3 separate regions of the Mus musculus genome follow, and regions 1 and 3 are each linked to region 2. Evidence: chromatin loops called from intact Hi-C (ENCODE). Cell type or tissue: heart. All regions are shown on one strand. Each heading gives the region's core, and the rest is flanking DNA. Links, peaks and the distances in the headings are about the cores only.

Region 1 (7,895 bases), core at 1,927-6,926, 530 kb after region 2:
AATTCGTTAATATAGAACAATACAAAACAATCTCCAACTTGTAAAACACAGGCATCAAAAATCTAAATGCAGTGAAAAGTTGCCAAAACGACCAAAGGACCATTTCACAATACTCTCTGCAGTATAAATGGATAGAGACCGGATACGGCATTGGTAGGGGGATAAATAGGAAGAGATGACCATTTACGTTTACTATTAAAATAAGTCCCACTGCAGATACGACTTTGTTTGTTTTCTCTCTTCTTTCTTTTTTTTCCCCTTTTAGTCTTTCTTCCCATGAGGCTCTTTGAACGCTAGCCATTTTAGCTTCTATTTTTAAGGGATATCCAGAGCTAAGCCTTTTCCTGAAACCCGTTTCAAAATGTATCTCTCTTAGGCCCAGTCATTTACCTTCCAGGGAAGAGAGCTCTATATTTATAATGTCTAGTAATTTATTATACCCTCTTTCTAAATTCAAGTGCCTGCAGGCATGCCTGTGCATGGGCACTTCAATAAGTGCCTTTGGAACCTTCATCCAAGGTGATGAGCAGGGACAGAATTTTAAAGTGGCCACAGAGCAGATATTTGGGTGTGTGTGTGTGTGGGGGGGGTATTAGAATGATTCTGACTCTAGCTGAAATAACAAGGTGACTCAGCAAGAGCCTTGTTCCTCTCCTGTCCTCCCCATGGCAACCTAAGTACCTTAGACATGGCTGACATCAGATACATATCACTTCCTCCTCTTCATATCACAGAGTAACGTCCTGATGCAAGACAATGAAGATGCTGCTCCCGAGGAGCATCTGAGGTCCTTGTGCTCCTAAGACTCTAGAGCCTTCACCTTAGGGACGCTTTATTCATTATGGTGGGATAGATGCTGCTTCAGCATCAAGTAGCCCAGGGGCTTTTTATACATTATTTACTGTTCATGCTCCAGGAGGGTGGGCATTTATTCTCTTTTCATTTCTGTTGCTCTGTTGAAAAGCAGCGTAGGGAAGAGATGGCTTCCAGTTCAGGTTACAGTACCTCCTGTATGGCAAGGAGTCAAGTCCAGAGGTCAAGCAGCTCTTCAAAGCACCCATGGTCAAGAACAAAGACAAACCTTTCTTTACTTGCCACCTAGTCACTTAGCTTTCTCTACCCTTGCAGAGTTTCACAATGCCAGCAATGGGCAGGTTCTTCTTACAACAATTGACAATCAAGACAATCCCTGATGGGCACACCCACAGGCCACTTTGATGGAGACAATTCCTCAGTTGGGTTCTCTTTCCAGCTGGCTCTAGGTTATGGAAAATCAGCATTTAAAACAAACCGTGACAGTGTTTATGCATTGTTCATCTCTGAGGCCCAGCAGAGCAGTACCCACTTTCTAGAACATTTTTGGTTATTATAGTTGTGGGGGGGAACGCAGGAGAAAACCGTGGGATGTGTGCACAGGTAAAGTTGAGCAGGATCTACACCCAGCACATCCTCCAACAATGCTTTGACTAGAGTAGGTCCTATGGCCGTACCTACCTACGTCTGTTCTTGCAAGGGAAGAATGTGAACGCTTATGGAAAACCCAACAGACCAAAGCAGAGCATCAAACACTGAGGGTCTAGTATAATCCCAAGAATGGAGCCTGACACTGAATAAAAGCAATTATCACAGCCTATGTTATTATCATTAGCATCATGCATGCTAACCTGAAATCACACAGCTATTGGGGGACAGGGAGGAGAACGGCACTACATCAACACCTAGAATTACTGCATCTAGAATTGGAATTCTTTTCTCTGTGCTTCTCTCATTGCACAGGAAAGACATGACCAGCCCAGTATTTTTTTGCACCTTCACCTGCATATCCCCCCACCCCCCAGGGGTTTTATTTTGTTCTCATGCTGTCACTCCAACGACTACCCTTCAAACAAACTTTCCTGGATTTAGACTAACTTAGGAGACATCTCTGGGTGTGTCTTTGAGGATGACATTTCCAGAGAGGTTTCAGTGAGGATGAAAACCCCACTCTGAATGTGAATAAGATTGTGCCATAAACTGGGGCCTTGGGTTGAACAAAAAGGTGAGAAAGAGCTGAACACTGGTATTTACCCCCCCCTCCTTCCTGAATACAGACCACCAGAACCAGCACCCTCGAATTTTGCCACCACTCCTTTCTGCCGCAATGGCCCACATCCTTTCAAAGACTGTGACTCCAAATACTCTCTTTACCTTCTAGTGGCTCCTGTTGGGTATTTTTTTTTTATAACAACAGATAAGTAACTCATGCCTTCTGTGGCAGTTTGAACATGCTTGGCCCAGGGAGTGGCACAACTGCTCAACTCTAACACAAAAGCAGCTATAAACAAAACTGAAACAACTGAGTATGGCTGTGGCCATTACAGCTTTCCATATAGAAACATACAGTGGTGTGGGTTTGACCAGAGAGCTGGCACCTATTCAACAACAAGTTTTGGAGAAAGACTGATGAATGGATAGTCTGAGAAGAATTCTGCAAAGAAGAATCTGGTCCTGTGTGACTCCACGTCCTCTGTAAAAGCCTGCTTTATAGGGTTATGTTGAGGACTAATCAGGTTGCCCTGGGAGCCCAGCCCATAGCAAACCCTGCATCCCCTCCACAGGGGTTATCCGTCTTCCCTAAGGACCAGCCACTGGCCCTATTCTCCTAGGACGGATTTTCTAATCCAGTGAGTCAGACAATGAAAGAAATGGATATCAGAGAGTGATAAGCACTGTAAAGGAAAATAAAGCAGGGTGAGGGTAAAGGGGGAGGGGCTGGAGGAGCAAGGGAGCCATGCTGATAAATGCAGAGCAGAGCAAAGTCTCAGAGATGTGGCCAGCAGAAGGACTGGTGGGAGATAAAACAGAGAATCTGGGCACGTGGGAAAGGCAGCTTAGGGGTCATGGAGGGAAGCCTTCATCTACTTCTGTATGAGAAGAAAAACTGTTGAATTTCAATGAGTTTGTACTCATGTATTGTACGTGTGCTTATGCATGTATCACTCACTGTGCCTGTGGGGGGTCAAAGGACAATTTGTGGGTGCCTGTCCTCTCCTTCCACCTGTTCTGGGGATGGACTCAGAATGCCTGGTTTGGTGGCAAATACAGCTACCAGACTGAGCTCCAGAATACCATCACCAATTAGAGCTGTTAGGATTACTCTGAGCTGTCAGTGTATTCCCTGTGTGTGTCTCTGTCCCTCTGTCTCTCTGTCTCTGTTTCTCTCTGTCTCTGTCTCTCTCTCTCTTCTTTATTTTTCTTTCTTCCTTCTCCCTAACACCCCCCCCCAATTGCCCATGATCCTCCTTTTCTCCTCCACGCCTTCTTTTAGCAGACATTTGACTCTGTTGGAGGCGCCCAAACCCCAGGTTACTCTCCAGCTCCGAGGGAAGGTTAGCCAGAGCAGCTCAGCTTTCCAGTAAGACTTAACCTAATTCCCCAGACAGAAAAGGGCTTAGTGAGAACAAGATGAGCATCAAAGCAGAGATCATCAGGAATATTTTCTCGTTATTTAATAAACAAATGCCGAGACGTTTTAAGACAAACACCAGCTGCCCCGCACTGCTGTGAATGTTGCAGAGAACACAGGGATGTGGGACTGCTTCGTCTTGTGCTATCTGGAGCCTGAGTTTATGAGGGGCTGTGTGTTTATCTCGGGATTGGGAATATAACCAACTCCTGATTACCTTACCAGGGCTAATGGATAGTCATAAATATTCCAAGCAGCTGAAAAAAAATCGAAGAATAATTTTTGCAGACACATTTTTAAGGTAAGTTATTGTCCCGATTAAACAAATATTATGTATGTGGGTGACAGTGGTTGTATGAGTTCACAAATCATATAGAATTGTATGAATGAGAGATGGGACGAAAAAAGCGTTTGAGAGAAGAATGTGGGAAGTGGTGGGGAGAGGAGGAATGTGCAGAAGCGCCTGCCAAGCATGCGTAGTGTGGGCCAGCAATAGTCAGAGCCCCTGGGTAAAGTACAGATTAAGTCAGCTCTTAGTCCCAAATGCTAGAGGGCTGAAATTCTACTCTGCTCAGAAGGAAATCACTCAGATTCCTCTAAAAACTGTCACTGACAGGGTTGATGCTGTACAACAAGACTAGAAGGCTTACCGAACTTGCTCTAAGAAAGCTTGTCTGGTTAGTAACCCCCCAGGCTGCTCTCCTACAGCCGGGAAGCCACTATCCATGCTTTGCTTCTATGAGTGTGGCTGTATGTGGAAGTATTTTTAACAATTTGCCAGCGGTGGCTCTTTTGTGCTTCTCAAATTCTAATATGAAACCAATCACCTGGGAGAAGGATGCAAATGCAGATTACGGCCCAGTGGGTCAACAGCAGGCCCTGACTTTCTGCATTTCTTAAGGGCTCCAATAATTTTTCACCTAGCAGTAAGCTCAGAAGTATCGATTTAAAAACCGGAATGGCAGACTTTATACTAAAATTTTAATTTTTAAAGGACGGTCTTGTGTAGCCTCGGCTTAGCCCAATTTTCTCCGTAGCTGGGGATGACCTTGAACGTCTGAGGATGACCTGGAACGTCTGAGGATGACCTGGAACGTCGTCTGGTCCTCACAGGTGCAGAGATGACAGGTGCGCAACAACAGACCTACTCCATCTTGCAGTGCTAGGAATCGAACACAGGGCTTCCTCCTCTCCTTATGCAAGCGGTCTATCACCTGAGCCACGTCCTCCAGATCTATGCTTCTTGACTAACTGTGAGCATGAGTGTATTTACGGCCTGGAAGTCTCTGAAATTCATAAGAACAGAAGAGTTGAGTTTAAGTGTTCTGGGTAAATTCACCTGATTTTGGGGGGAAAAATCAGTTCGATTAGAGGTCCTAGTACCTGGAACTCAAGTGGATGCTGATCTTTTTTAAAAGTAGATCTTCTAGCTTGGACCCCCTGATTTGGGAGAATGGAAGGTCTGTTTAGCACAATATTTAAGCTGTGTCAGGGTTGGAGCCTGGAGCTTGTTAGAGCTTGTTAGCTTTGATCGCCATCTGGTGGCAAAAGACAATAGAACTGTTTCTTTAAATAAAAAGAAAAAAAGAACAAAAAAATTGTGTGTGTGTGTGGGGGGGGGGTGCATACATATAAGTGGGTGGGTGTTTGTGTCTATGTGTGCCTTTACAGACACCGGGACAAGACACTGGGTGTCTTCTATTGTTCCCTGCCTTCCTGCTTTAAGAGAGGGTCCCACTGACCTGGAAGCTTACCATTCAGTTAGTCTGGCTGACCAGCCACCTCTCTGGATCATCCTATCTCTATCCCACTATGATGGAGTTGTTGTGTGCATGTGGGCATTCTCGGATCTTTACGTGGTTGCTGGGTATTAGAATTCAGCTCCTCCAATGTTCATGCTTGCAGAGCAATTACTCTGGCCTACTGAGCCTCTCTCTCTCTCTCTCTCTCTCTCTCTCTCTGTATGTCTTTTTTCCCAATGAAAAAACAAAGTATAGCTCTCACTTATGCTTGATGATACTGTGTTATTCTAAGTAAGAATTATTAATGCTAAAGGTATTCCTTCATATAATGTGTAGGTTGGGATTTAAGATAAACTTGGCTACCACTTTCTTTCTTTCCTAACTGTGTGTTGCCCAAAAACTCTGACTTAACTCACTACTATCCATCATCACTGTTGGTGTTGCTAGTGGCACTGAATATTGAGAATCCAGGATTTTGCACAGGCTAGGAAGCACTCTAACCTGGGCTACATCTTCAGCCCTTAGTTTCTGAGTTAGTTTCAGAGTTAGGGTCTTGTTACGTAGACCAGGCTATTTCAGACCTTGCTGTATAGCCTAGGATCATCTCAAATTCATTTCAACCCTTCCTAAATTGCAGCTGTTTACCACTATACTACCACACCTGGCTTGTGTCTTCTCTTCTTTGTCATGCGACCATGGGTAGATTGCTTAATCTTGGAAGACCACGAATTCTAAGTATGTAAGAAAATCATTAGCTACTTCAGTAGGTTGTTGTGAAATGGTGGGTGCCATGTGTATTAGTATTCTTTAGACAAATAAAACCCATAGAAAATTTGAATCAGCTTATGCAAGCTGATCAAAATAGTCCCAACTTACTACCTCACACTATAGAAGCTGAGAACCCACTAGTCTCATAGCTGATGAGGTGGGGTTTCTCGGCAGTCCCAGGCTGGTACCACAGGCCTGGAGGATTCCCAGAGACCTGCTGGTTCTTGGTCCACATCAGATGTGGGTTCTAATATCAGCAAAGGAATCAAAGCAGCAGTTGGTAAATTAACTCAGCAGCTCGAGGGAATGCCACAGCAGCAAAGGAGGAATGGTCTTCTTTTGGGAGGTGCCACCAATCATTTGGGGTGGCATGTCCCACATCCATAAAGCACTGAAGACATTTCCTAACTGATACTCCCATAGGCCAACCTGATAAAGACAATTCCTCAACTGGGAGCTCAACAGCAAGAGAGGGAAATGTGGCAGCAATGTTCTTAGTTATACTGTGAAAATAAGAACTCTAAGAAGCACCCATGACATGTTGTTAGTTTCAAGCTAAAAATAACAAAGATGAGGCCCAGAGGGGAAAGTTGCCCAGTAACAAATCCAAGGTCTGATCTAGACAACAAGTTTTATAACTTGGCTGTGAATTTTTCAAATGATAACTGTCTTCACTCTACTTATTAACCCAATAAACCAAAGGAAAAAAACCATTACTAGTCAGTTTTCACTACATCAGATGCAGTAACAAGCATCCCTGGGCTCTCAGGATTGTTTGTTGTTCCCATTACTTTGCCTTTGTAGGTTTTCTGAGCTGTGGATACTCCCATCAGCCATTGGCACTGCTGCAGGAAGTGCTGGATGCTGGTGGGTGGAGTAGTGAAAAAAAGTGAGCAGTTTTGACTTTGATTGCTTCTTTGTTGTCTAGGAAGCTGAGGTAAAGAGAAGATGCTGGAAATGTGAGAGACAAGCTAGCAAAGTGGCCTCTGCATCAGCTCCTGCCTCCAAGTCCCTGCCACATCTGAGTTCCCGTCCTCACTTCCTCTGGTGATGAAATGTGATATGGAAACGTAAGTGAAGAAACCCTTCACTCCCCCAAGTCACTTCGTTCACGGTGTTTCACACCATGTTAGAGCAATAGCAACTCTAAGATCATCGGACTCCAGGAGTCTCTCCTACATATGCAAAGATTCTTTTTAAAAGAATCACAGATTAGAACGAAAACCTGTTTTCTTCAGTAGAGCTTCAGCCCAGCTTGCATTAACCAAAACTGACCCAAAATTCTGTGGCCAAAATAAATGACTCTGCACTGAATTTGCGGCTGTTAGCCTGTAGAAATCAATTATTACACAGGAGTATCCTTTCAAAATTTATAATGCTTGTTTCTTTTCATTTAATTTTTCCCTAAGATGGAGCACTGTAAGATATGTGGATAACCGATGAGTCCTGTCAACAACTCCATACCCAAGCTTGCACAAGCACATCTCCATTTCCAACCTAAACCAATCTGGGTGATGAGGACAGAAGACTTTGAATATGGGTACAGTCTAAGTCCGTGAGGGAAAGAGGAGGAAGGCATTCATTTTTATCAAGAGTCTAGGCTTATCTTTTTCTGTCACATAGGAAAGCAAGATGAGATGAAAAGAAGCAGAAAACAGAGAGAGCACGAACAGGGAAAGGAGGGGGAGGAGAGAAAGGAGACAGGGAAGCTGGTGGTAAGAAGGAGCAGTGGAGGGGGGGGGGGGGAGTTGGAAAATGAGTCCCTGTCATCAAGGGAAGGACAGAGTCCCATTAGGAAATCCAGGAGGCTGTAATGCGGAGACTGGTGTTTCTCCATCCAGGGAACTCATAGTCTCCTCTCCATCTCTACCCCCTCACTCTCTTTCCCTCTCTCCCTCCCTGCCCCCTCCACCTCTCCTCCTCCTCCTCATCTCTCTCCA
Region 2 (7,895 bases), core at 1,765-6,764:
TAACTTCAAGGACAGAAAACATGAGGGGAAGAAGGCAACTACGCAGATGACATTTCTGAGCCTTATAGTTTCTGTGTGCCATAGTCACGTGTTTGCTAAATGACTCCACGTCATTTAGTGCTGGTTTGATAAGTGGGTGACATGTGTACTCATGGATGAGCAAGCACCATCTTTATTCAGTCTTCCCAGAGAAAAGGCCATGGTCCATGCCTAAAACAGAGTAACAGAAAACAAACAATCTAGGCCCCGCCCCAGAAATCCAGAAAAATATATCAAAGGAGATGCCCCTAACTCCTCCTCAGACACTGAAAGTTGGGGGGGCAGGGGAGGCTGCTCTTTCTCCAACATCTGCAGAGTAGGAAGAGTTCTCTGGAGAGCAGAGGCTCCCGCTCATGCAGCAGGTTGATAGTGATCAGCACATGGAGAAGCCTAAGGGGTCCCAGGCCTGGAGGGCACTGTGGGATGGGATGGGGAGGTGTCTGGGTGAAGTAGGTCTAAGAGCAAGCAAATGAGTCTGCTCATGAGTGTGTTTGTGTTTTGTTGTATGAGTCAGAGAACAATGTCTTTTGCCCTTCTAGCTTTGCGTGGTAATATGACACATTGCTAATCCCAGGATTGCTATCCTTCATTGGTTACTCTGCCCAAGATGGCTGCCTGTAGGAACTCTCGTTCCCTAAACAAGAGGAGACCTGCAGGTTCTTGCAAAGGCAAAGCTTAAGGTTACCTGTTACATCCATTTCCTCACAGACGCACTCACCCGATATCCTTTCCAAGTCTGTCTTAAGGAGCTCACTTTAATAGGCTCAGCTAATTAAGGGCCATTAAACTTTCTTAGGAATGTAACCTCTAGTTTGAGCATTGTTCTTAGGAGGAAATACCATATCCTTGGTGAGGGAGAGTCCAAAAACTCATTGATTAACCAATTTGCTTCTACCTGCCTGGATGTCACTGTCAAATTGAAGCAAAACTAAACCGAGCACAACTCAGCTTGAGTATGAAGAAGGCATAGACTTCAAGACCGGCTTGAGTCAAGTGTGAGAGATAGAAACTGCTTCAAAGGGCCAGCCAGGGAAGCGGCTTTGTTTATTTATAGATAAAAAGGAATAAGGAAGGAAAAGGCTTCATTCCCACAGGAGGCTGGATGAAGGAACAGGAGCTCATTACGGAACGGAATGGACTCTGAGTGAGGCAGGCACCTAAACTGGTGTGCTAGTGGGTTGGATTGTTCTGTGCTGGAACCAGCCAGACACCAGGAGATAGAGCCGACTGGAACTTGGCATGTTCATGAATTGACACATCTGATGAAGAGGCGGCTAAGGGACACAGCGGGATTTATGTGTCTGACTTGATTAGCAAGATCTGGTGCCACCCTATGACTCTTGTATTTCTACTCACATCTGCTTGTGACCTATCATCATGCTCACAGATGAGTGGATCACTCACTCAACCCTCGAGAGAAACGTCTGTCTGTCCTGCATAATGATTAACACAGAGGTGCGCACCCGGTCAAGAGAATACAAGAGTGCTTATCTCTTAATGAGGCATCTATATCACACACCCACTCTGACTCAGGGGTCATTGTGGAAGAGGGGTGGGAAGATGGTAAGAGCAAGAGGCGTAGATAACTGCCCTACTATGTTCTGCCTCTCTGCCCGGGTGTCTGGGGCACCAATGGCGGGCCACTCGAGGGCTGCAGAGCAAAGTCTTGGAATAGGGTCCACATCCTTTGTCTTCCTGCTCTGACCGGGAAGGGGAGATGGCAGTCTGGGATGAATGCTGCGGTTTCCTGTCTCCTCTCTGGGTACTTGGGCGCCTCAGGCAGACCACTGAGAGTCAGGAACAGGTCCGACGGAGGTCTGCCTTTCCCTTCCGGGTCTATGCACAGGTAGGGAGGAGGCAGAGACCCGGACAAGCAGAATCAAGTCAGATTGAGATCTAGGGCACAGTATACGGGAGGTTGTGGAGGGGAGAAAGCCTTTCTCGGGAGTCTTAGGACTCTTTAGTTGCCATGTATTTGTACGTCTGCTTCTGTACTCTGTAGTCTTTGGCAAGAGCCCGTTGGAATATTTTCTATGACATACCATACCGTCCTAAGTGTGGTAGCAGCTAGAAAGATTTTAATCTCCGGAAGAAAAGTTTTCCCATATTCTTCTTTAAAGTGTCTATTCTTGGTCCTCCGATATTTTATTCGACTGTTGGGATTAACTTATGAGTTTCCTCCAAAGCTAATGGGAACTCTGGAATTTTACTGAATACATGAAGTCATGTGTCTCCAGGCATACACACTCACAGAATCGATGAGTTGTAGAGCATTGCATTTCACAAGGTCTTTTTGGCTCTTCACCAGCTCCAATCTGTCACAGTCTCACAACGCCATGGAAGGAGATGCTGTGCTCAAGCAGCCATGAAAGTCTTTGTTTATAGAAAGCTGCGATAAAGTGAATCTATCTTGGGTTCTGATATTGCTTTTACCAGAGTAGATTAATATAAACCTGCAACTAGACGTAGAAGGAGCCACTACGTATTATAGCAGCAAAAGCAAACCACCAGCAGCAGCAGCAAGAGTCTCCTTGCATTTAGTACAGTGTATCTTTGTCTTCTATTGGGGATTGAAAGATTTGTTTCTCAGAACAAGGAGTGCCAAACCAATTGATGTAAGAATGATAAGTATGTGGGATAACATGGATGCTAGTGAAGTTGAACAGTAACATGCTTGGGGACCTGAGTCCTATCTTCAGAAACATGGTTTTAAAAGGACTGGGCCTTGTGGCATGTGCTTGTGTTTGTGGCGTTGGAGAGGAGACATGCAGATGCTAGGAGCTCACTGGCCAGCCTAGCCTAGTTGATGAGTTCCACGTTGGTAAAAGATCTTCTCTCAGTCAATCAGTTAATAGCATACCTAAGGTGGATCTCTGGCTGTGTGTGTGCCACACACACACACACACACACACACACACACACACACACACACACACCATGGGTTTTACGTAGACTAGCCTGCTCTTAAAATCAATCTTAATTTGTCTTGAAGTTAACTTAGGTACAGCTAAAATTGTCATGGCAACTTACGGTTCTATTACACAGATGAAAGTCATCATTTTTCACAGCCACTATCTTGGCCATGGAAGCTCAAGGAAGCGTTGCACTTGGGATTCAGTTCTGTTTTACATGTTGATGTGTACAGATGTCATCTGAAGATAAAGTGGGCTTTCCGCGCTACTGTTTCCAATGTTGATGTCTTTCTCACAAAATCCTTCAGACATTTGCTATAGGAGAAAGGAATCAACTCCTAAAGTTGCATTAGAATTATATTTTTGTGAGGCATTGATTTGAAAACCATGGGACCACAGTCAATGGCAGTGACCAGAGGCAGGCTTGCATATGCACGGAGTGAAGGTTGTGTTTTCATTTGACTGCACAGTCAATTTGATGGGCCGATAATAGCTGGCTCTTGATCATGTTAGCATGATCAGGAAAAAAAATCACTTTTCAAATTGGGTGTTAATTCAAAGTTGCATAACTCTTTGTAGCTGCTAGTATGCACGGAATGAAAGGATCTCTGCTCTCAAGCTGGACAAAAGAAAAATAGCTCATTCCTGTGGGACCGTTCCAGGAAGTTCACAGACTCAAACCAGGGGTGGGGTGGGGCTTTGAAAATGATTACAATTGAATAACTTCGCTTGTCATTACCAGCCAGTCTGCTATCCCTGATTGACAGCTGGTCAGCTATTCCTGATTGACAGTTGATCTGTCAGTTATCTCGAATTATCAGTTGATTAGTCAGCTATTCCTGATTATCAACTGATCAGTCAGCTAGCTATCTCTGATTGTCAGTCAGCTTCATGAGCTAAGCATCAGAAACAGTAGGTTTCAAACACCTTCGTCTTTTAGCCACTGTGGCAAATACCTGGGGGGGGGGGGGGGCAACATGAGGGAGGAGGGTTATAGCATCGTGACAGAAGGGCGTGGTGGAACAGAATTGTTCACGGCATGGCAGTCAGGCTGAAGAAGGGCGACGTTTCCTCATTTTTGCCCATCGGGGCTCACCGCCTACATACAGCGTTAGCGATGCACGTGTTCAGCGTTAGTCAATCCTGTCTGAAAAGCCCTTCACAGAAGTGCTTTACTAATCTGCTTGGCACTTCACCCTAATCAAGAGAGCGATCAAGGTTAACAATTCCTATGAGTCCCGTAGGGCCCCTTGCATGAAGACATCACCTAGAATTCAACCCGACCTGAGAAAGAAAAGGAAAAGAGAAAAAAAGAAAAGAAAGGAAGGGAAGGGGAAAGATAAGGGACGTTCTGCCTTGTCATTGATTTCACGGGTGCATCACAAGGTGGAGTCGAGTTCTGCACTGTCTTGGAGGTGACCAAAAATGAGAGTCAAGTTTGGAGAAACAAATGCTTGTTCTCCTAAGTTTGGATTAGAATGGCCTTTGGGCAAAATTCCCTCATTAGCGTCGAATAAATGTTTTTCCATCATGAGCAAAAAAGATTTTATACAAATTCCATTTCCCAGAACTCCGTGAAAGAAATGGAAACTCCCTTTTCTGATGTTACAAAACAACTTCCCCCCACTAAACCTGCTTTCTCCTTATCCCCCAAGTTCACTCTGCGTCTGCTAGGTGGCGCTGCAGGCTAATGCATGGGTCCCTTAGCGCCTCGCGGGCGGCTGTGTGGGAGGCTAGGCAGGAGGGAAGGAAGCAGCTGCCACTGTTTCCGTCCAGTTAGGATATCAGCACAGTGGAAGGGAGGAGACCTGCTCTTGCCAAGACTTGGCTTCTGTCAACTTAGGAATCGCTCATCATCTTCTGGATGGATCACAGCTGGCGCTGAAGGGGCTGAATGGGCTTCGTATTTCTTTAGGGAGATTCTGGGGCGCCCAAGCTTGTTGAGAAAGGCTGTGGGTTTCTTTGTCCGAATTTCCAAAAGGTGTTCTGTAACTTTGGAAGAAAGACTCAAGAATGAAAGGAAAACATCACAATTCAAAGGTTTGGGGGAAACCAAGCTGTGCCCTGCTTTAACTGGTTCCACACAGTGTAAAACAGTGGCTTTCAGACTATAATTTGGCCTGAATGCTTGTATTTTTATAAGGAGTATTCTGCACCATTTTGAGAGCACTTGTGCCTGCCTCTCCTTGTGCACGTAGGTACCACAACTTGTCCACTACTGCCTGCAAAGGACAGACTGCTAAGTCATAAAACTTAGTTTTTAAAGGGAAAGGAGATATCAGTTACAGATTTAACATAGTAGATTGGCACGCAAGGGCACATAAGTACATTCAAACCACATCAGAAAACTTGGGCCCAAGAACTTATCAAACACAACCAGACAATGGAAGCATGCAACACCCTCACCGGGATCCCACAAGCAGGACACCTAACTGTGGTCTCCTACTTCCCACTCAACCCTGTAGCCCAGGCTCAGACCTGCAGCAGCTCTTCTTTGACTCGGGGTTCTTTGACATTTTTTTCTAACAACCAGCAGTGGCTTTCTTTGTATCTGCCTCACCTTTCTGTCTCCACTAGGGCTTCTTGGAACTGCAACCCTACCCCCACCCTCAACCCCCCTGCTTTGGCCTTTTTGACCCTTTTGTTGCCATTCTGTTATCTGCATATATACAGAGAGATAAAATGACTAAATGCTGTGTAACATGTGACCCAAGAGTTAATGTTAGCGATTAAGATGGGAGTAAAATATTTCATGTTTGTCATTGGGCAGCTATCAAAGGCCATCAGGACTATTAGGCTAACTGCAGCTGACAAAAACAATACAACCTGTGAATTTATGGTTATTTAATAAACTATGACATTGTAAAAAGATACAAACATGTCTGTCTGCGTTTCTGACTTAGTGTTCTCAAAGCTGTACTGATGCTCAATCTTATAAACCAGGTCCCTGGTGGAGGGCAGAGATTCCCACTTCAGTCTTTTCCTAAGCAACAGATGCTTCCTGCTGCAGCAGGACCTGGGACAGCCTTTCTCACCCTCTGCTGCTTTCAGAGTAAGCTAGGGTTGACTTCTGGAAAAGCACAGAGGTAGAGTTCCCGGGAGCCCTGTGTGGTCTGGAGGACCCTAGAGTATCTAGTGACTTAACAGAACTCCTTTCCCATCTTGATGAGGTCTAGAGCTCTGAGACTACTGACCTTAACAAATTAAAGACTCCTTTAAATGTATATAATACAAAATATTGCATATATAAGCATATACATATATATAAACATACACATGTACATCATACACACACACACGCGCGCGCGCACACACACACACACACACACACACACACACATATACATGAAGGTTTTAACTGGAGAAGCAATATGGAGGTGGTCAGGAAAAACCCTGGGAGAACCAGGGCCTTGGTGGGGCTGGGTAGGCAGGATGTTAACCCAAGGAGAGACCACAAAGACAGATTTGCTGCCTGGGTAGCAGTGTGCCCCAAAGTGCTTGTGTGCAGTCTGTGCCTGTGTCCAGGTTTGGGTTCTGGCTCTTTCTCGCCTCTTTCACTCTCCCAGTCACGCCTGGGGGAAACGGTGAGGTCTGTGGGTTGGATTTGAAAACTCAGGACTGAGGAGGAGCCTTAGGCAGAGGGAATATCGGCATCCATTCCAGAAAGAAGACTTCCTTAAGATACAAAGGTTCCCACCCAGAGGCAGAATACACACTCCTACCCACTGTAGAGAAAAGAAGACATGCCAGGAGACACCGAGGAGGAAGGAGACACTACACAGCAATGTACCAAGGGTCAGAGCAGGGAGGAGGACAAAGGTTAGGGAAAGAGTTCCAACAGGAGCTTGTGAATGAGAGTGTGTGAGTGAGCACACACACACACACACACACACACACACACACGCACACGCACACGCACACGCACACACACACACACACACACAGAGAGAGAGAGAGAGAGAGAGAGAGAGAGAGATTGAGATTTGTAGACACAAGAAAGTAAAGAGAAATACTAAAGTCCAAAAGTAGAGGCCAGGAAAGTAGCCATCCAAATGGACATGTGTGGGTTTCTGAGCCGCTCTTCTGACACTGCCCTAAAGATATGTGTCCTGCTAGGCATTGCTACATGTCATCTCCATCCTGCAATCTATCTGTTTCAACCTCAGGGACCTGCAGCCCTTCCTACATTTATCTCTGCCACAGCAACGATAACTTCTTTTGGCAGTAAACATCAGTAACCTTAAGTGCCATGAGTCATATTTTCAATTTTTTAATTAAATTATGGTCTGGCTGCAGTTTGATTTATTTCAGCCCAAATTAATTTAGAGTTGAGTCCACATAAATTTACATGGTATATTTAATACAGTGTGTGATTGTTCGGATTGTAAAGCCTGGTAGATTGATAGTCTCCTAGCAGGCAGAGCGGTAGTAATTGCAATTAAGGGAGAGGTTTACCTTACTCCTGAAACTATAGTCATAGAGGAGATCTGCTCTGTTCCTAGGAAAGACAGGGGGAGAGCCTACAAGTGCCCCATGTTCCCTAAGTCTCCTCGTTAAAAGTTGTAGCAATATGCTAAAGCTGCACTAAAACTAGCAGTGATGTGTTTCTTTCCCAGAATGTTAGAGATCGTAAATTTATACAGTAAGCATCTAGGGGGAAAAAAACCCATCTAACTCACGAAAATCTACTAAATCCTATTTTAAACAGCGAGAGAGTGAGTCATGCTGAGATGGCGTTCCTAGAATTCTGATAAAAGAAAAAAAAAGTCACATTAATTAATGTTCCTGAGAAAGGGTCACGGCTTACAGGAAATGAATTGGAAGGCGACAGGAAGAAGGGTGGGATACTGAGTGCTTTGGATAAAGGCAAGTGACAGCAGCCATCAGAAAGATCTGATTTGATGGGAAACGCAGGGATGCAGGGTAGGGCAAGAGAGGCAGGGG
Region 3 (7,895 bases), core at 1,927-6,926, 97 kb after region 2:
ATGGTCTATTGAGGGTATACAGAAATGTATAAGTCAGGTATTTAAAAGCTTTAAGTGGGAGACCCAGCAGTGCTGGGAAAGACAGAGCACACTGTTTTCATCTAGGGAGCGTAAGAGCCAGTATTCAGAAAGGAGAAGTAAAGATCAGGATTTCCCTGTAACCAAGACAGGGGTTTGAGATGCAACGTCAGGGTCTCAGGCTGCTGGCTTCCGGGGCTCTGGCTGCTGGGTCGCCAGGCTCAGAGAGACATTCTGCAAAACAAATATTGTCTTGAGAAAACTCCAAGATTTCTGTCCTTTCTGGACCTGTTTTATAAGGAGATAAATAGAGCCCCCAAAGGAAAACTGAAACTCTGGCGTTAAAAAGAGAGCAAATTGTCTTCTCAGTTTAGCCAAGAGAGGTTCCAGTTACTCTGCAGTGGAGATTTATGGCCGGCTTTCAGGGGCTGGGAATGTGAGGCAATGTGTTCCTCGTGGGTATGACACTGAATATGACTTGATTTTTTTGTTTGTTGTTAACTCGAGGACATCCCACAAATCATATCACAAGAGAGCATCAGAGAAGAGAGTTGGTCATTACAGTGTCATTTATACCAGCTGCTGTAGAACAGTTTTAATAAAGGAGGGAAAACCCAAATGTGTGTAGTTACCTAAGGACTCTAAGGTCCTGGGTAAGAGAAGAGAAAAGGGAGGGGTGTTCTCTTTTCCTTTTTTGTGTGTATGCTTTCTTCTGCATGTATGTGTGTGAGCACACATTCATCTTTGCACATGTCACCACAGCCAGCCTTCATTGCTTTCCCCAGATAGGCTCCACTCTGGTTTTGTGAGCTAATGTCTCTTTGGCCGTTCTGTTAGTCTGGCTGCCCAGCCAGGCCTAGGAATCTACCAGTCTCTGCTCCCCAGTACTAGGATTGCCAACTCCCATTGCTGAACCCAGGATTTTACACAGATCCTGGGGATTGAACTCACATTTGTGTGGCAAACTCTTTACTGACTAACCCATCTCCCAGCCCTGCACTCACTGCTCTACAAACTTTCATGGAAGGATGACGAACTGGAGATCGTACATCATACTCCCAATACTTAATCAAAGCTTAAAAAACAAACAAACAACATAATCTAGCATGATGGTAACAGAAGAAAAACTTACAGTTATCTTTCCTTTTGTATTTTCATTTCTTTATCGATATCCTTTATACAAGTCCTTTTTTTTTTTTCAATTTCACTTTTCAGCCATATCCTACAACCCTGCTATAGGGTTCTGAGCTTGAAGCTGGGCACTAAAACCATTGTATCTGTCTTTTACTTGGGCAGGAAGAGGACAAGAGTTAAGCAGCAAAGGGCCCCGGGTTGCAAACAAGGAGCTGCCAGGGAGGAAGCCTGGCTTGAGGACAGGTCCCCTCAGGACTGACTTCTTGGCAGTCTATCCCGTCATCTATCCTTGGATGTCTGCACTCAAGTTCTAATAACAGTCAGCATCTATTAAGCAACTCATCTGTGCCAGGATCTCTGTATTATCTCCTTCAGTCCTTGCACAATCCAAAACCAGGCACCATCACCATCTCCATCTTACTGGGGTGGAGGAAGTTATATTCCCACATGGGTTGTAATCCCATTTCTGTGTGTCATCCAAGTAACTGATCCAAGTTCTGGCTCATGTCTAAGTTCCACCTCAGATGTCACTGACCCCTACATCAGCCCCCAAAGGCTGTAGCTTCCCATTTCCTTCTATCTCCTCTGTGTCTCCCTCTGAAGGTTATCAAGACTTCAGAGACCATCTTGCATGTCTTCTCTATTCTTTGGAAACTATTACAGAGCAAACTAGTAGTTCCTAAACCAAGGCTCATAGGACCTTACTTCTGTTTAGTCACCAATGCACCATACCACTGGGCATGTTTTCTCATCTATGAAATGAGAAAGTTGGACTAGGTAGTATCTTGAAGTATTTGGCTTCAGGCTTTGGGTAGCTTCTTAGCATCTAGGTGGGACTATGGGACACCCCTCACCTGCACTGTGCCCATCTGAGTGGCATGAAGATGGAACAGATGATGCAGTGACTGGATTTCTGAGCCCCAAACCACAATACCTACCACCATAATCCATGGGTGGTAATACGGTGTAACATTTAGCCTGCTCCGCAATTCACTGTGATTGGAAGGTATGATAAACTGCCGGGCTTGCCCAGTCTCTGGTGGAAGGTACTGTGGTCTGGTAGGATATGAATGTTTCCCCTCAAGGTTCATGAACTGGAAGCTTGGTTGTGACAATGCTTAGGTAGTAAGACATTGAAGGGATGCTTAGACGATAGGTCCCTATCCTTGGATGGGAGTAGTTTGTTCTCACAGGGCTGGGTTAACTCCCAACAAAGGAGCTTGATCTAAGAAAGCAAGCCTGCTCTTGTCTCCTGCTTCCTCCCTGACCACAGGATTTCTTCCATAGCCACTGCTCACCTGTCTCAGACATGGCCACCCACCTTCCATGTAATCGTGCTATACTCCAGAGGTCCTCCAATGCCGCTGCCTGATCTTGGACTTTCAGCCTCTATCCATAAAGAAAACGCATCTTAGATGCTTTTAAGATATTAAGCAATATTAGCCTCAACTATTTTCTTGCAGCAAAACAAAATGAATTCAGACGTAGGGCAGGGCACATCAAAACATTATTTGTATTACCCTAGCTCTTGTTTGTGACCCACGTCCTGAACTTCTTTGTACCAAGCCCAGTAAGCAAAATAAAGCTGAGAATGGTGTCTTTGTCCTATTATAAAAACATTCGAGGATACCTTATTTGCATATTATAAACGTTTGCATAAGGCCTTTTGTTAAGTGGTATGAGTCCCCTTTGAAACAAGACATTCTATCAGTTCATAGTGCATTCCCAGGCAGAGCAAAGGTAGGCCACACACAAGAAGTATGCTTTGAAATCCTTTCCACATTAGGAAAGAGAAAACACAATTAAGCAAATTTGCTATGGTGAGAAGCTTTGCTTTCCTGGCCTGTAATGGAGACAGAGCTTTGAGCAAGAGAAGTGCCAAGTTGTATGTGATTCCTAAACCCTTCTAAGTGTTTAATAATTAATGCTTATTTTTCCTTCTATTCTTTTCCACTCCCTCATCTCCTTTATATGGATCTTTGACACCCACTAGGGAATTAGATGGTCTTCAGCTGTTTACATAATCAGAGATTTAAGGCTAGCTTAAGGAGAAAGTTAGGTCAAAAACTAAATAATGATAAGAAAAGCAGAAAAGTTGCTTGCCTGGGGCGGGGAGTAGCACACTAAGCTTTGGTCTTAACAGCCTCAAGAGCATCTGTTTAAAGTTTTTTTGGTAGACTCATGCAAGTGGGGGTGGTTGGTGAATATTTATATAGCTGGATAAAATGAAAGCAAGTTGAAAATGATACCATCCTTCTCTCTAGAAGGAATCCATTGTGCACAACCCTCTACCCCAAACATTCACTTGGGTTTCTGTCCTTCTGGGCTCATCTTCTCTGCTTTGTGTTATCTGATGTGGCAGAACTGACCCCAGCACAGCCTGAGATTCCCTGGGGAGACAATGTTGCATCTTTGTATGGGTTAGATCTCGTATCTGGAAGAGACATGCTTCTCGACCCTCTGCCTCTCCTACCCCTCTACTGTTCCCCTGACAGACTGAAGCAAAATTGGCCACGAATTCCATAAACCATTGTTCCACAAGGACTGGAAAGATGAGAGCCACACTGTGAGCTGTCACAGTCTTCCCAGGTCGTGAAATAGCACAAGAGGGGTGTACAGCCAAGATAGCAAAAACATGTAACAAGATAGATTTGGGGCACTTCCAGGATGAGGGGCAAGCAGCAAAAGCTAGCCCAATGGCAGTTACTGCAGAGATTTGCCTGAGTTGTTGGGTCCTGGCAACAGAGTAGTCAGAGAACCAATGGAAATGCAGCTTCCTTGGCCACATCTCCAGAAATTCTGAATTGGTCCAGATAATTTAGTACAGAACTAGGTCCAGAAAGAAGAATGGACTGGTTTCCAGGAAAGGTGAGTTCAGGAGGAGTCATCAAGGAAAAAGATAAGGCATAGAAGTCAAATTTAGATTTCAGCCTTGGCAGCATTCCTACTTAACCTTTGTGAGGATTCTTTCTTCAAATTACAAAGTTAATAGAGGCACTACACAATGGATTCTTGTTTAGGACAAGGCTTAGCAACTTATAATAGTCCTGTAAGGAGGTGGTGTAGTCCTCATTTGACATATGAGGAAACAGAGGCATGGCCGGAGCATCTAGATTATCTAAAAGGCAACCTTGCTCATCCATGCTGGAGCTGGGATTTGAACACAGAAATCTGAATTTGTAGAGTTAAGGAAATTTGGCAAGGAAGCACACAGGAAATATTGAATTTTTGCTTAATACAAAGGGCCTCAGGGTCTGTGTTCTTTTTTCAGAGTCTTGTTGAGACATGACCAGCTGCTGGCCTGTGAGGTCAACTGCCTGCTCTGGTAGAATTCCACTGGAATTGCTGGACGACCAGAGTAGAAGAGAAAACCAAGAATACTTGATCTGAACACACCATTCCTTGCCTCAGTTTCATACACACACACACACACACACACACACACACAGACGCATATGTATATACATATATGTAAATGTATATATATACACATATACATATATGTAAATGTATATATATACACATATACATATACGTATACACATACACATACACATACACATACACATACACATACACATACACATACACATACACATACACATACACATACATATACATATACATATGACTGTTTTCAAGACCTGTGGCTTAAGTCACGATACAGAACAGCTGAGTCTGTCTTCTCTACACACTACTCTTTCTTTTATTGGCTCCCAATAATGTCAGGAAAAACAAAAATGTATGCTAATTGATTTTCAAACAGTGGCTTAGTTTTTTGTCTCTAATAGATCTTTCTTCTCTTATGGCTGGACAAGTTGAGATGGTTCGTGAAAGTGCCAAGACTGCTCCTTAGAAACAAAATAAGACTTCTTCCAAGGGGCCACCAATCCTGATAACATGTAAGCTGTTGTATAACATTCTAGAATAGTCCATTTAGTTCAGAAAGGGAGGTGCTTCCTTCAGCAAATATTTGCAGTCAACATTTGAGATGTCAAAGGAACATCTACACACAGATACCTGGCCCTTGCTGTAGTAAATCTATACAGCCCCAAAGCTGATTGCCTCTGGCTTACTTGTTTCCTAACATCTTTAATTCACACATGCTGGATGGTTTGTACCAGCTAATGGATGTTTTTATCAATCTCTGCTTGCACCATATAATGCTTAATGGAGAACATGTTTTGAAGGGAAGCTATTCAGACCCATGGGTAGGTGCTCAACGACAGTCCTCCCCACCTCCCCACCTCCCCACCTCCCCACCTCCCCACCTCCCCACCTCCCGGGTTTATACTAATCATCAAAGCAAACCAGACAGACACTTACTCTAAATTACTGCAGAGTGATTTAAAATTTTCAAGGTCTCCCTGAGAGAATACATTTGCCTAGGGAGAGAATTTGCAATCAATCAATCAATAACCAATCAATCAATATTTTATAACAAGTCAGCACCATCCACTCACACAAAAGACCTATTCATTTTCTTCTGGGGAAAAACAAAAAAGGCAATACTCCCTCTGGAAAGTAGACCTTGGAAGAAAAAGAAAATAAAAGAGCAATCTTTCCACTTTGCTCTAGCAATATGTGGAGCTCACATTTGTCATCTTCAGCCTCTAATTCAGCAGTCAGTTTAGAGGAGAGGGGTGTAAATCATGGCCATGGATTTAATTCAACCCCTTGCCAATCTATTCTATTGCTCTCAGTCAAGTTAGAAATGCAGTTAAATCAAAGGAAATATTTTGGGCTGGGGAATTTGGTAGGTACTGAGACCCAGCTGGAAGAAATAGGGTTGTATTTCTGCTCTACTGAATCCCAGACAGAAATGGACACCCTTCAGCCAGAGGGAGTCCTGAGGTGGCCTCCTAACAGGCCATAAATGCCAAAAGGGCTATAAGGAAGCAAGACAAGAAAGACTTGTATGGCCGGGCAGTGGTGGCGCACACCATTAGTCCCAGCACTTGGGAGGCAGAGGCAGGCGGATTTCTGAGTTCGAGGCCAGCCTGGTCTACAGAGTGAGTTCCAGGACAGCCAGGGCTATACAGAGAAAGAGAAACCCTGTCTTGAAAAACAAAACAAAACAAAAAGACATGTATGTATGTATTTTGGTTCTGTTGGTTAGCCAGAAGAAACTAAAGTAAGGAGCAGGGAGAATTAAGTCTAGGCAGAATGTCTGCGTGCAATTTCCATGTACAATGATGTCATTTGCTGTGTATCATTTGCAATGAAGAACTTGAGAGTTTATCACGAATAATTCAACTCACTGTTTTGCCTCCATAAAGCAACCTGGCTAGCACCTGCATCTTACAGATAAAGACACCAAAGCCCAGACACACAACTGGCCCAAAGTCTTATGATCTCTTCATAGATAAGATGGAATCTTTTCATAATACCCATACTCTCTATAGATATCTTCTAGTCACAGAGCATCCGTCATTGAAAAACCTAATTTAAGTTCTATGTTCCTATATTCAATCATTTGTTGTTGCTTCAGCTTCATGTTGAGAATAAAGGTATCTCTGGAGATGTTCCGTTGGAGTTATAAAATAAAACCTTGCTTTCTTCAACTTGGAAAGCTGAGAGTGGACCAGCAGTGGTTTAATACCAACATACATACTGTGATTCTGACCCGCAGTGGTTTAATACCTATATACTGGGATTCGGAAATCTGGTACTACATGAGTTCACGCTGCATTTTTTTTCCTCAAGTCCTCCAAAAATATCACTGACTAGGATGAATGGCACTCATGCCAAATTCATTAGAGTTTGAAAACAGAGCTCTATTTTAGCTCTTTGAAAGCCAAGAGAGAACTTTGATATTTTTTCGCAAGTGTGAAAAAACTTTCAGCTGTGGCAAATTAACTCAAAACATCAAAGTGTGGTGTCGCCAAGTTAGAAGAGTTTTGGCGAGGCTTCGTCTTCTAAAGAAACCCTCTTCTCCAAGATGTTGCCATTGGAGAGGTTGGGAGGCTGAAGAGAGGTCTAGTGGAGTGGCATTCTCTGAGTGGGCTGAGAGCCAAACTATTGTTCTTGCTGTGTGTCAATAAAGAAAGGAGAAGTGTTTACTGAGTATCCCTGGAATCTGCCAATTAGCCTGGAATTTGAGGGATTTTCCTGCTGAACCTTGTGGCAGCCATCTAAGAGCTGAAGGGACAGGTGAAAACTTTTAACCCTTCAATGGAAGGTAGGCTGGCCCAGAGCACCAGCTTGGACTGATATCCTACCTCATTCTGATCCATCCCTGATGTGTCCTATGGAGTGGTCACTTCCCCAAAGCTTAGTTCTGACATCTGAGGTGACATCAGAGGGACACTGGCCCCTCCACATAGAACTGCTTGGGAGCAACATTCTTAGAGAGCAGGCCACCAGTCTCAACATTGATGATAACCTCTTAATATTTCTGTGAGTGATAAGGGAAATCTATGTTCCAATAGCCTGAGATGATCCTTAGGCAGATAGTAGCTTGACAACCCCTGCTACCTAATACTAGTTTGAAGATAAAATACATATGCCCACAGAGAACAGCTGATCACAACAGAATCCTACATCTTCTGGAGCCATCCAAAGAAAAGGAGTGGTCTGATAACTGGCTCCCATGGAGTTACTGGAGAGAGAGGAAGAGAAGAGGTTAGGACCTGACACGTGCTAGAACCTAGGAGACCACATGTGTCATAGAGATACAGGAAAGGTGGACAGGGAACTGAGAGAATGGTACTGGTTGGGTGATAGTGGAGAAAGTCACAGAT

The links. Hi-C counts contacts between places; a loop is a spot of excess contacts. Peaks named below come from ENCODE experiments on the same cell type or tissue, not always from the same donor. Only the 100,000 strongest peaks of a DNase experiment are listed, where the experiment ranks them.
Region 1: it touches region 2 in a loop (18-fold over the local background); 25 of 42 quality-filtered maps call a loop at or near these places.
Region 3: a loop joins it to region 2, with 2.0 times the contacts of the local background. A loop is called at or near these places in 4 of 42 quality-filtered maps.

What each region holds. Positions count from the first base shown.
Region 1 is chr15:7,438,968-7,446,862 of GRCm38, forward strand. Gm41263 (a long non-coding RNA gene) reads left to right here and starts at 3,334. Exons shown (of 4, transcript XR_875019.1): 1 at 3,334-3,746; 2 at 4,483-4,573; 3 at 6,884-7,025; 4 at 7,365-7,884. It overlaps Gm41262 (a long non-coding RNA gene), which reads right to left. Exons shown (of 3, transcript XR_001781710.1): 3 at 4,445-4,731. In heart, for the core only: a CTCF peak has its summit at 4,978 (motif pointing left); no DNase peak of the experiment used is centred there.
Region 2 is chr15:6,905,195-6,913,089 of GRCm38, forward strand. No RefSeq gene overlaps it. Among named protein-coding and RNA genes, the nearest start is that of Osmr, 35 kb to the left of the region's middle. In heart, for the core only: no CTCF peak of the experiment used is centred there; a DNase peak (open chromatin) is centred at 4,747; H3K4me3 peaks cover 404 bases; H3K27ac peaks cover 535 bases; H3K27me3 peaks cover 145 bases.
Region 3 is chr15:7,002,014-7,009,908 of GRCm38, forward strand. All of the region lies in intron 1 of Gm30559 (a long non-coding RNA gene), which reads left to right. Among named protein-coding and RNA genes, the nearest start is that of Gm30559, 13 kb to the left of the region's middle. In heart, for the core only: no CTCF peak of the experiment used is centred there; a DNase peak (open chromatin) is centred at 4,448.